Regions from separate parts of the Homo sapiens genome. Here regions 2 and 3 are each linked to region 1. The links are chromatin contacts, found by Hi-C or POLR2A ChIA-PET in ENCODE. All regions are on one chromosome and are shown on one strand. Each heading gives the region's core, a stretch centred on a gene start or an enhancer-like site at or near the end of the contact. The rest is flanking DNA. Distances are from core to core; before and after follow the strand shown. Region 1 holds the start of TMEM253 (transmembrane protein 253). Region 2 holds the start of C14orf93 (chromosome 14 open reading frame 93). Region 3 holds the start of PSMB5 (proteasome 20S subunit beta 5).

Evidence for each region. A loop is a pair of places that touch in the nucleus more often than their neighbours do. ChIA-PET counts read pairs that join two places held with the same protein, here RNA polymerase II (POLR2A). Pooled maps may share reads with other maps.
Region 2: a loop to region 1 is called in a pooled map, with 7 times the contacts of the local background. The contact joins the promoter of C14orf93 here to the promoter of TMEM253 in region 1. A Hi-C loop is called at or near these places in 8 of 50 pooled maps.
Region 3: a loop to region 1 is called in a pooled map, with 15 times the contacts of the local background. The contact joins the promoter of PSMB5 here to the promoter of TMEM253 in region 1. A Hi-C loop is called at or near these places in 5 of 50 pooled maps. POLR2A ChIA-PET finds 5 or more read pairs at or near these places in 2 of 52 experiments (OCI-LY7 and SK-N-SH).

Annotation. Positions count from the first base shown.
Region 1 is chr14:21,099,074-21,102,315 of GRCh38, forward strand. It overlaps TMEM253 (transmembrane protein 253), which reads left to right and starts at 1,993. Exons shown (of 7, transcript NM_001395467.1): 1 at 1,993-2,111; 2 at 2,235-2,378; 3 at 2,792-2,902; 4 at 2,991-3,047. The coding sequence starts at 2,271. It also overlaps a transcript of ZNF219 not described here.
Region 2 is chr14:23,008,521-23,011,956 of GRCh38, forward strand. C14orf93 (chromosome 14 open reading frame 93) reads right to left here and starts at 1,623. Exons shown (of 7, transcript NM_021944.4): 1 at 1,581-1,623. It overlaps LOC124903286 (a long non-coding RNA gene), which reads left to right. Exons shown (of 2, transcript XR_007064075.1): 2 at 1-464. RefSeq lists a silencer at 1,612-1,961.
Region 3 is chr14:23,032,851-23,036,229 of GRCh38, forward strand. It overlaps PSMB5 (proteasome 20S subunit beta 5), which reads right to left and starts at 2,050. Exons shown (of 3, transcript NM_002797.5): 1 at 1,834-2,050; 2 at 518-824. The coding sequence starts at 2,031. RefSeq lists enhancers at 1,776-2,975, 1,776-2,445, 2,230-2,524.

The DNA of each region.
Region 1 (3,242 bases), core at 743-3,242:
GCTCTTCAATACAACAAATATTTACTGAGTGCTTACTAAGTGCCAGGCACTGGGCTCAGCGCTGTGAGGGATGAGAAAGAAGTGGTACCTTCCTTCCAGGCGATTGTAGTCTAGACTACAAACTGGTAAGTAGTATACTCAGATTTAGTCAATATTTACTGAATGCCTGTTCACCTATCTAATAGTATATAATCTTTCCAATAACCCTCTATAATTAAATTAGCCCCCATTTACAAGTAAGAAAAATGAGGCTTCAGGAAGTCTGTTTCCCCAGTGGCCTGCAGGCTCGGGGATCCTCAGTGCAAGCCCAACATCTCACATCGCCACCAAATAAAATCAATGCACGTGGGAATTGAGGAGGAGTAGACACACAGCAGTTTTCTGGATCTCTTTAAAACGTGACTCCCACTCCCCGGGAAAGAAAAGAGTAGATACAATGACCCGCCGATGTTGGCACAGCACTGATGGGGCAGGAGTGGCTTACAAAAGATCACTTGCCTCCCAGGACCCTGCCTCCCTCCTCGTACTAACTTCTAGAGTCTTCTGGCGCAGTCTCCTCTTATCGTCAACAACAAGAAATAATAATAGTGATGATGATCATAGCCACTAACATTGAGCACTTGTGTACCAGGTACTGGGCTAAGCTCTCTTCCATGCTGAAAGCAACCCCTTGAGACTGGTATTATTAACTTCCTTTTATAGATAAGGGAACAGAGAGATTAAGCAACTTGCCAAGGGCACCTAGGTAGATCTGGGATTTGTTTTGATCTATAGAGTATATTTGGGCCCAGCTGGTTCTGCTTCCGACTGTAGAAATGTGTCCCCAGCTTCCTTCTGAATAACACTTTTAGTGTATGGGCATCAGACTTATCGGTGTGACCTCATCAGCACCACTAATAGTTATTAAACACCCACCCTGAATCAACAACTCTTCACAGTCATATTGTTAGCCCCCTTTTATCAGTGAATAAACTGAGGTGCGAATAGGTAGAAAAACATATCTATCAGGACAGACACAGTGGCCCACACCTGTAATCCCAGCAGTTTGGGAGGCCAAGCAGGGAGGATGGCTTGAGCCCAGGAGTTTGAGACCAGCTTAGGCAACATTGTGAGACGACCCTGTCTCTACAAAAAATTTAAAAATTAGCCAGGCATGGTGGCATGTGCCTGTGATCCCAGCTACTTGGGAGACTGAGGCAGGATGATTATTTGTGCCCAGAAGGTGTTGGCTACAGTGAGCCATGATCATGCCACTGCACTCCAGCCTGGGTGACAGTGAGCCCCTGTCTCAATAATATAATAATAATAATAATAATAATGTATCCAAGATCACACAGATGGAGAAGCAGCAGAGCTAAGATTCCAGCTCAGGTCTGTCTGGCTATGAGGCACCTTCTCTCTCAAAAATATTAATTGTTGCAATAGCATCCTTCCCAAGACTCACTATTTGAGGACCATGAGATAGATAGATAGATAGATAGATAATGTCCAGTTGCAGGTTATCATTGAATCAAAAACAATCCCCACCATAAACAGGGTCCCCCCCATCCATTGAGTCAGTGTTCAGTTCAGAGTAAAACCTTCAAGAAAGAAGGAAGGGAGACTGTCCAGAAAGTGAGAGGCAAGAAAGCCCCTGGAATTCAACCTTACCTGGTCTGGGGGCAAAGCTGCAAGTAGTAATGACAGGGGACCAATCCAGACAGAAAGTAGGATCTCTAGGGAAGGGCACATAATTTGAGGAGGAAGCCAAAGAAAGGAGTAAGATCATATGGAAATGAGGGGGAATTGAGGTCCAGAGTGATAGTGTCCATGGGGATGAGGTAAGTGAAACCAGAAAAGGAACCCAGGATGGGCAGAAATGAGGGTAATGAGAAATGGGAACAGAGTGAGGTCGGGCTAGACATCTTGTGGAGTGAACTGAGGCCGGTATCTACCCAGGGCCACTCCCTAGATCCTTAGGCCTTCATAGAAACCTTTGCCCCACCACACCCCATCCCTGACAGCCTTCCTCTGCCAGGACAAGTTTGTCGTCTGCTCTGAGCTATCAAGCCCCTTAGGAGACCTAGGACCCAGCTGGGTCCCATCCCTTTGGAGTAGCTGCTTCAGACTAGGTAGGTGTGAGGACCTGGACCTCAAATCCCTGGATATTGGGAGTGGGCAGAGGTGTAGCTGAAAGATACGTTGTTGCATGTCCTGTCTCCTAATAGACAGAACCTATAACGCATTTTTCCCAGCCTAGGAAGCACCTAATTCTTGTGGGCAAAGGAGCCATGGAAGATAGAGCTGGTGAGCAAGAGCAGGAGAGACACAGCCTTCGTCTGGAAAAGCTACAACACTGGGCAAGGCACAGGCAGAGTGGGCACCTCTTGGTGCTAGCGGTGAGGCCAGGCTACCCCATCCCAGGTCTCAGCATGTCCACTTCTACCCAATTCAATTCCATCCATCCATCCATCCATGTTAAGTGAGCACCTACCATGTGCCAGAAACTGAGCTAGGTTCTGAATGGGAGGAGGGTAGAGGAAAACATAGAAATAAACAAGGCAAGACCCTTAATCTCCCAAGTAGCTTCCATCTTGTGGGGGAAAACATACAGGTAAGTAACTAAACTACAATATGAGGCAGAAAAAATTAAATGATACTTAATTTTTAATGATCACGTCCTTGCTCTGGGTTGACTGCTTTCCTCCACCCTGCATTCAATCCCATTTCCTGATCTCTAAAGAGGTAGGAGTTACGAGAAGGGAGGGAATCCCTGACAGTTCCTCCCCAATTACCCTACCCTTACCCCCAGGTGAGCCAGCTATGGCTGGCAGTGGTTGTGGTGCCCCTTGCTGTCTCAGTCGCCTGCCTGAACTCTGATTGTCACATGGCCACAGCGCTGCCTCTTGGGCCTGGAGCCTCAGTAAGACCCACCACAAGGGAGGGTGGAAGGTCCCAGGGCCCCTTCCTAACGGGACCAGAGCTCAACACTTGCCCTTCTCACCATTCAGGGTCTCCTCACTGGGACTGTCACTCTGGAGCTTCGCAGAGCACCCCGCCTTTGGAAGGTGAGAGGGAAGAAAACGCAGCACTGTCCTCCCACTCCCTAAAACAGACACCTACAACCCTCAGCCTAGGAAGTAAGTGGCTAAGTGTTGACTCATTCTCTCAGCTGTCACCACTGACTGGCCTCAATCACTGAGGAGGAAAGCAAAAAAGTTAAGAGGGCTTATGGCCCTGTTTGGAGGCTGAGAAGCAGAAGC
Region 2 (3,436 bases), core at 373-2,872, 1.9 Mb after region 1:
TTTTTTTTGTCTCCTGGTTGTCACTGCATTTGTGACATTCCAGTTTCTCCCTCAGCACCTCATATACCTCCTATGCTTTCACTCCAATCTGCGAATACAAATTTGGATACAGATATTTTCCATACAACTTCTAATGAGGAGATAGTGATTCTGTAACAGAATGAAGTGAAAATAGGGCTCCTATAACAGGAGGTTCTGCTCTGCGAGCCTGTTTTTCTCTAATTCATATACTTTTTTCTGTGACTCTTAGAAATGAGAAGCTTTCCATTCTAAAAATGCAACATGATAACCAAAAGGCATTTCTTATCCCTTCTATTATTTGCCTTTGCATCCTCTTGGCTCCCCATCACCATCACCATGAACAGTTTTTGAGAATTACACTTGACTGGATTTTTTTCCTGATACTTTGCCAGCTGTGGAGCTTTTCGAATATTCCAACCAATAAACGACCATTTTGTCAAAAAGCCAAGAAAGAACTTCCCTTCTGAACACACCAACCAAACCACACATAAAGGCCAAAATATACACAGCTGTACACTTAAGAACGTGAGACAATAAAAAGCAAAACCACTTAGGCAAAACAGTCACTGAAGGCTTTGAACCACAGATTCAATAAATTGCCTACTCTCATTTGCCACATGGACTATATACTCCTTGGCAATTATTTAATTATTCATTATTCTGATCCTTTAGGAGCAGAAAAATATAGTAAATGCACATAGAAAGTGCCTAAGTATGCTAAGCATAGGATTTCTTCTAAGCTCTGCTTTGCACACAAAATATTTTGATCACATTTGGGAAGACAACGGAAAAAAATTCACATCCTAGGGGATACTTTGCACACATAAAACCAGATATATTTATCACTTTTGAAAATAAAATCTGATATGGCACATATACACACATATTGTACATATACACAAATAACCCCAAGTTATAACTTTACAAATTTGTTTCAAGAAACACACACACACACACACAAATGTTCTAATGAAAATGTGTGTGAAAGACACACTGTAATTAAGGTCTTTCCCCCTTCCCTAGGGAAATGAATGTCTCCATTATAATATCCCAATATTAACTTATTGGCCTTGGACAAGTGCCACATCCCAGCCACTTGGTTTTGGTTCTGGGGGGGTGGGTGTGTAAAAAGCACGCAAACGGCTTTATGAGGGAGCCTCAAATCTCTCTGCTTCCTTCGATGTTGCCTGTGGCAGAAATTTACATTATCCCTTCAGCCCGCTTAAAAAATTCTGTACTTCCCAAGCGGCTAAATTTTTAAAGTCCCTCAACCACAAAAATCTACCAGTTCTTAAAATGTGATTTAAAAAAAAGAAAAAAAAACTATAAATTTGGCCGGAAACGGTTGTACACGGCCATCCTGCTTCTCAACTTCTTGGTATATTTAAAACCTTGACCAGGAAAAAGAAAGAGGAAGAGAGACAGAAAAAGAAATGGGGGAAAGAGCAAATTCCCCTTAGCAACAGTTTCCTCACCCCAACACTGCTACAGATCTCTATTTTTAAAAAATTTGAAAACACACACAAGATTAAGGAGGAAAAAAAATGGAAAAAGGATACCCGAAGGTCGTATGGCTCTTTGTATTCGTGTGTGTGCAAAAAGGAGGACTCGCGGAGCCCGAGCCGGCAAGCCCCGCCCCTCCCCGGACGCCCTCCCGGATTGGCCGTCCGCGGCCGCGGGGCGCCCCGCCCGCAAGCACACGCGCCGCGCCCGAGGCGCCAACCCCGGAGTTGGGGGCGGGGGGGGCCCTGAGGGCCGCCGGACCCCCGACCCCCAACCTCGCCTGGACCTTGGCAGACCCCTTTCCCACCTCTCTCCCTTTCACTTTCTCACCGTCCTGTCACCCTTTCCCATCTTTTTTTCTCAGTGAAACAAGGCCCAGTCACCAGCATAACAATCCAGTGAGCGACCTCCGGACACTTTGTTAAATTGAGTGAACTAGTCAGTAACATTCTAGACTGCAATTAAACATCAGGGACTTGGTGCGTGGGCCCTACTCCGGTTTCCAGGTGAAATGTCTCTGGGTCACGTGTGTTGCTTAACACCCCCACGTTTAAATGAACATTCACGTATGGAACATCTTTCTGAAGTCTTACACTTCAGCCCGAGCTCCCAGTTTATCTACCTGGCTCAGACCACATTCTCAAAACTAAAGTGGCTCCTCTTTATTTCCAGGAAGACAGCTGGTATACCTGGATTTTAAGCCACCCATAATCTGGTCCCACCCACCTATTTGTTATTTATTTATTTATTTAGACAGAGTCTCGCTCTGTCACCCAGGCTGGAGTGCAGTGGTATGATCTTCGCTCACTGTAAACTCCGCCCCTCCGCCCCCACCCCCACCCCCACCCCCACCCCGCCCAAGCGATTCTCCTGCCTCAGCCTCCCAAGAAGCTGGGACTACAGGCGTGCGCCACTGCACCCAGCTAATTTTTTTTGTTTTTGGTAGAGACAGGGTTTCGCCATGTTGGCCAGGCTGGTCCTGAACTCCTGACTTGAGGTGATGTGCCCACCCTGCCTTTTTTTTTTTTTTTTCAGTGATGTGATCTCGGCTCACTGCAACCCCCACCTCCGAGGCTCAAGCGATTCTCCTGCCTCAGCCTCCCGAGTAGCTGGGATTACGGATATATGCCACCACGCCCGGCTATTTTTTTTTTTTAAGTAGTGACGGGGTTTCACCATGTTGGCCAGGCTGGTTTTGAGCTCTTGACCTCAAGTTATCCTCCCGCCTTGGCCTCCCAAAGTGCTGGGATTACAGGCGTGAGCCACCGCGCCTGGGCACATATTTGTTCTTAGTTCCCTCTACGCTCGTCTTATCAATCTTGTATTATTCCTTTACTCAAGTGGCTTTTTTTTTTTTTTTTGGCCTGAATTATGCGTCTCCCCTTCCCTGACTGGTCAATTTTTATCCATTCTCTTTCAGCACAGACTGCTTACTTCCTTCTCTCCGCTCCCATCAACATGAATTTCATGTGTACTCCAGTTAGCGGCACGTAACTCTACCTTGATTCACATATTTTAGTAATTTCACTCCAGTAAACTGTTTGAGGTCAGTGATCATATCTTAAAATTGTTTTTCCATCCAGGAACTGTTTGATTCTTACTGCAGTAGCTGGCATAATTGTAGATATTTAGTAAACACTGACCAAAAAAATCATTTATTTATTTATATTTATTTTTGAGCTGGAGTCTCGCTCTGTCGCCCAGGCTGGAGTGCAGTGGCCCGATCTCGGCTCACTGCAAGCTCCACCTCCCAGGTTCACGCCATTCTCCTGCCCCAGCCTCCCGAGTAGCTGGGACTACAGGCGCCCGCCACCAAGTCTGGCTAATTTTTTGTATTTTTAGTAGAGACGGGGTTTCACCGTGTTAGTCAGGATGGTCTGGATCTCTTGACCTCGTGATCCACCAGCCTCAG
Region 3 (3,379 bases), core at 800-3,299, 1.9 Mb after region 1:
CCTCCCAAAGTGCTGGGATTACAGGAGTGAGCCACCACGCCCGGCCTTCAACGAATTCTTAAATTCTTTTTTTTGAGACAGAGTCTCACTCTGTCGCCCAGGCTGGAGTGCAGTGGCGCGATCTCTGCTCACTGCAACATCCACCTCCTGGGTTCAAGCAATTCTCATGCCTCAGCCTCCTGAGCAGCTGGTATTACAGGCGCCCGCCACCACGCCGGGCTAATTTTTGTATTTTTAGTAGAGATGGGGTTTCGCCATGTTGGCCAGGCTGGTCTTGAATTCCTGAACCTGGGGGCGGAGGCTGCAGTGAGCTGAGATCATGCCACTGCACTCCAGCCTGAGCGACAGAATGAGACACAGTCTAAAAAAACAGGAAAAAAAAAAAGAGAGAAGGAAGGGCTAAGGACCTAATTACACTTCTTCAGCATTGACACCAAGCCCTTTAATTCATCTGTCCATCCAACCCCTCCTCACTGTAGTGTCAGCCCAAGGATCATGTGGTTGCAGCTTAACTCACCAGGGCCTCTCTTATCCCAGCCACAGATCATGGTGCCCATGGACAGCCCCATGCCTTTGTACTGATACACCATGTTGGCAAGCAGTTTGGAGGCAGCTGCTACAGAGATGCGTTCCTTATTTCGAAGCTCATAGATTCGACATTGCCGAGCCAACAGCCGTTCCCAGAAGCTGCAATCCGCTGCGCCCCCAGCCATGGTGCCTAGCAGGTATGGGTTGATCTCTATCACCTTCTTCACCGTCTGGGAGGCAATGTAAGCACCCGCTGTAGCCCTGGAGTCAGCTGCAACTATGACTCCATGGCGGAACTGTTAAGATCAGAGGAAAACACAAAACAGGCCACATAAGACCACAAAAACACTCCTACATACTTCTTTTTGCATCAATCCAAACCCAGCACATCTCTTTCTCCGTCCTTTTATACTTCACAGTATACTTCTATACTTCACCATATATTAATGTCACCCGAGCTTCACATCAATCCCTTGACATGGATATAACCCATATTAAATTCATTTTATAGGATGGGCGTGGTGGCTCACTCCTGTAACCCAGGCATTTTGGGAGACCAAGGCGGGAGGACCGCTTGAGGCCAGGTGCTGGAGACCAGCCTGGGCAACACAGGGAGATCCATCTCTACAAAAAGTAAAAAAACTTAGCCTGTCGTGGTGGTGTGTGCCTATAGTGTCAGCTACTCTGGAGGCTGAGGCGCTGGAGCCACTGCACTCCAGCCTGAGCGACAGCGAAAAGCCCTGTTTCAAAAAAAAAAAAAAAACAAATCATTTTATAGATGAGGAAACAGGTTCAATGAAATCAAATGATTTCTCAATCTAGAGCTAGTTATTGCAGAGCTGGGCAAGGAACCCCAAATGTCTGATTCTTAGTACAATGCTTACCCTCACCACGCTTCCCCTTCATGCCAGTTTCAGTTACCCCTGCCTTGAGGGGCCGCCCAGTTTCCAAAACTTTGGTAAACGTTTACAATAGCCTTCCCTCGGCCAAGATTCATTGTTGTTGCGGCCTTTCCCAGCTAGAAGATCCTGAACAGCAGCAACCTGGGGTCGCCTAGGAATCAACCCAAGAGGCCTCACCTTCCTCCCCCGACTTACCCCCGGCCCCACCGCCACCCTTTCCAACCAGAGCAAAGACAGGGGCCTCCTGGGCCAATGAGACAGCAAAACTGCTGCGGTCCGAACGAGAGGACCCAGCCTCCGCCTGGGTTGGTGGCCAAGGCCACCGCAAACTCCGGTCAGGCTGGGAGGCCAGGCAAGTCGCGGGCGTTCAGTACTCAGCCTGGCAAGGGGGCTGGCTCCACACCTTGAAGGCCAGGGTGGTTGTTCCATGAAGCATTTCGATTCCTGGCTCTTCTGGGACACCCCAGCCTGGCGCGGCCAGGCTCAGACCATCACTGAGACTCCCTGGACCTAGATCCAGCAGATCTGCACGACCCCCAAGTCCGAAAAACCCGCGCTGGTTCACCGGTAGCGGTCTCTCCAACACGCTGGCAAGCGCCATGTCTAGTGTGGGCAGAAAGAACTAATTCTGAGAACGCCTAGCAAAGATAGGCCGGGCAACGCCTCGCCGTCACAGCTTCACTTCCTATTAAATCTATTCCGGAATGGAGCCATTTTGACTGCTGGCAAGCACGCCTCCAAAAAGAAGAGCCAGATGCGAAAGACCATTTTCACTGAAGGGGGTCGGGGAAATAGATGGCTTCACTAACCTTAAATTCTAAAAGGACGTACCTGCCATCTTGGCTTTGGTCATGCAAGTAGTCCTGGATCAGAATAACCTCAAAATCACAGGAAGTGACTGAAAACGTCCATGTTGCGTAAGGGAAGTGAGGTCGGCCATCTTTGAGAAGGGCGTGACTGGTTGAAAATCGGTTCTGAACCCTTAGCGGTGAGTCCTCCCACTCCAGCCTGGTGTCCAAGCAACAGGTTACATCGCTGCTGCTTCAGCACCTTGTTAACGCGCCTGAGGTTGCCATCTTGTTTAAGGGCACCTTCTAAAATTGGGTAAAATAATGATCCATTCTGAGGCCATTTCCCTATATTAGTTAAACCACAGCAATTAGTGGTAAAACAACGCAACAAAATAAAAGTGCTATACCTCTTGTTGTCAGTCGCCATACAGCAACCCTTCTTTAACAGTAACCGGTTATTAATATCCAATATTCGTTCTCTTGACTCCTACCTTCTGGTGGAAATTCGAATAAGTAATGAATTGCCTAAAAGGCAGATGGAAGAAGAAAAAGCAAAGGGTCCAGTTAATCCACAAACTAGATTCTCAGTTCAGACCTGAATAAGTGTCAGTAGTAATTTACCATCTCAGAGACGGGAGGACGGTTGAGACTGCATAAATATGTACCAAGAGATTCTCTAACTTCAACTTGCTAAGATGATGCCTTTTATTCAGGAACATACTATATTTCATTGCCTCTTCCTCCCTCCACCCACCTTCATTTTTCAAATCTTTTGGGAACTATAACAAACCGGGAAGTGTGCATATGTATGAAATGTTGCCTCCTGCTTTATGGTTCTATGAAGTCAGTCTCTGGCCTTCCTTGTTGGATTCTAGCAGCAACATCTATCAACACCGAAATTCCACTTTCCTCTGATGCCCAGTTCGGCCCCATCTTTCCCCCAGCAGACTCTGCATATGCTGTATTGTTTTTGTTTGTTTGTTTGTTTGTTTTTTGAGACCAAGTCTTGCTGTGTCCCCCAGGCTGGAACACAGTGGCACGATCTCTGCTCACTGCAACCTCTGCTTCCCAGGTTCAAGCGATTCTCCTGCCTCAGCCTCCCGAGTAGCTGGGATTACAGGCGCCTGCCTCCACAACAGGCTAATTTGTGTGTGTGTG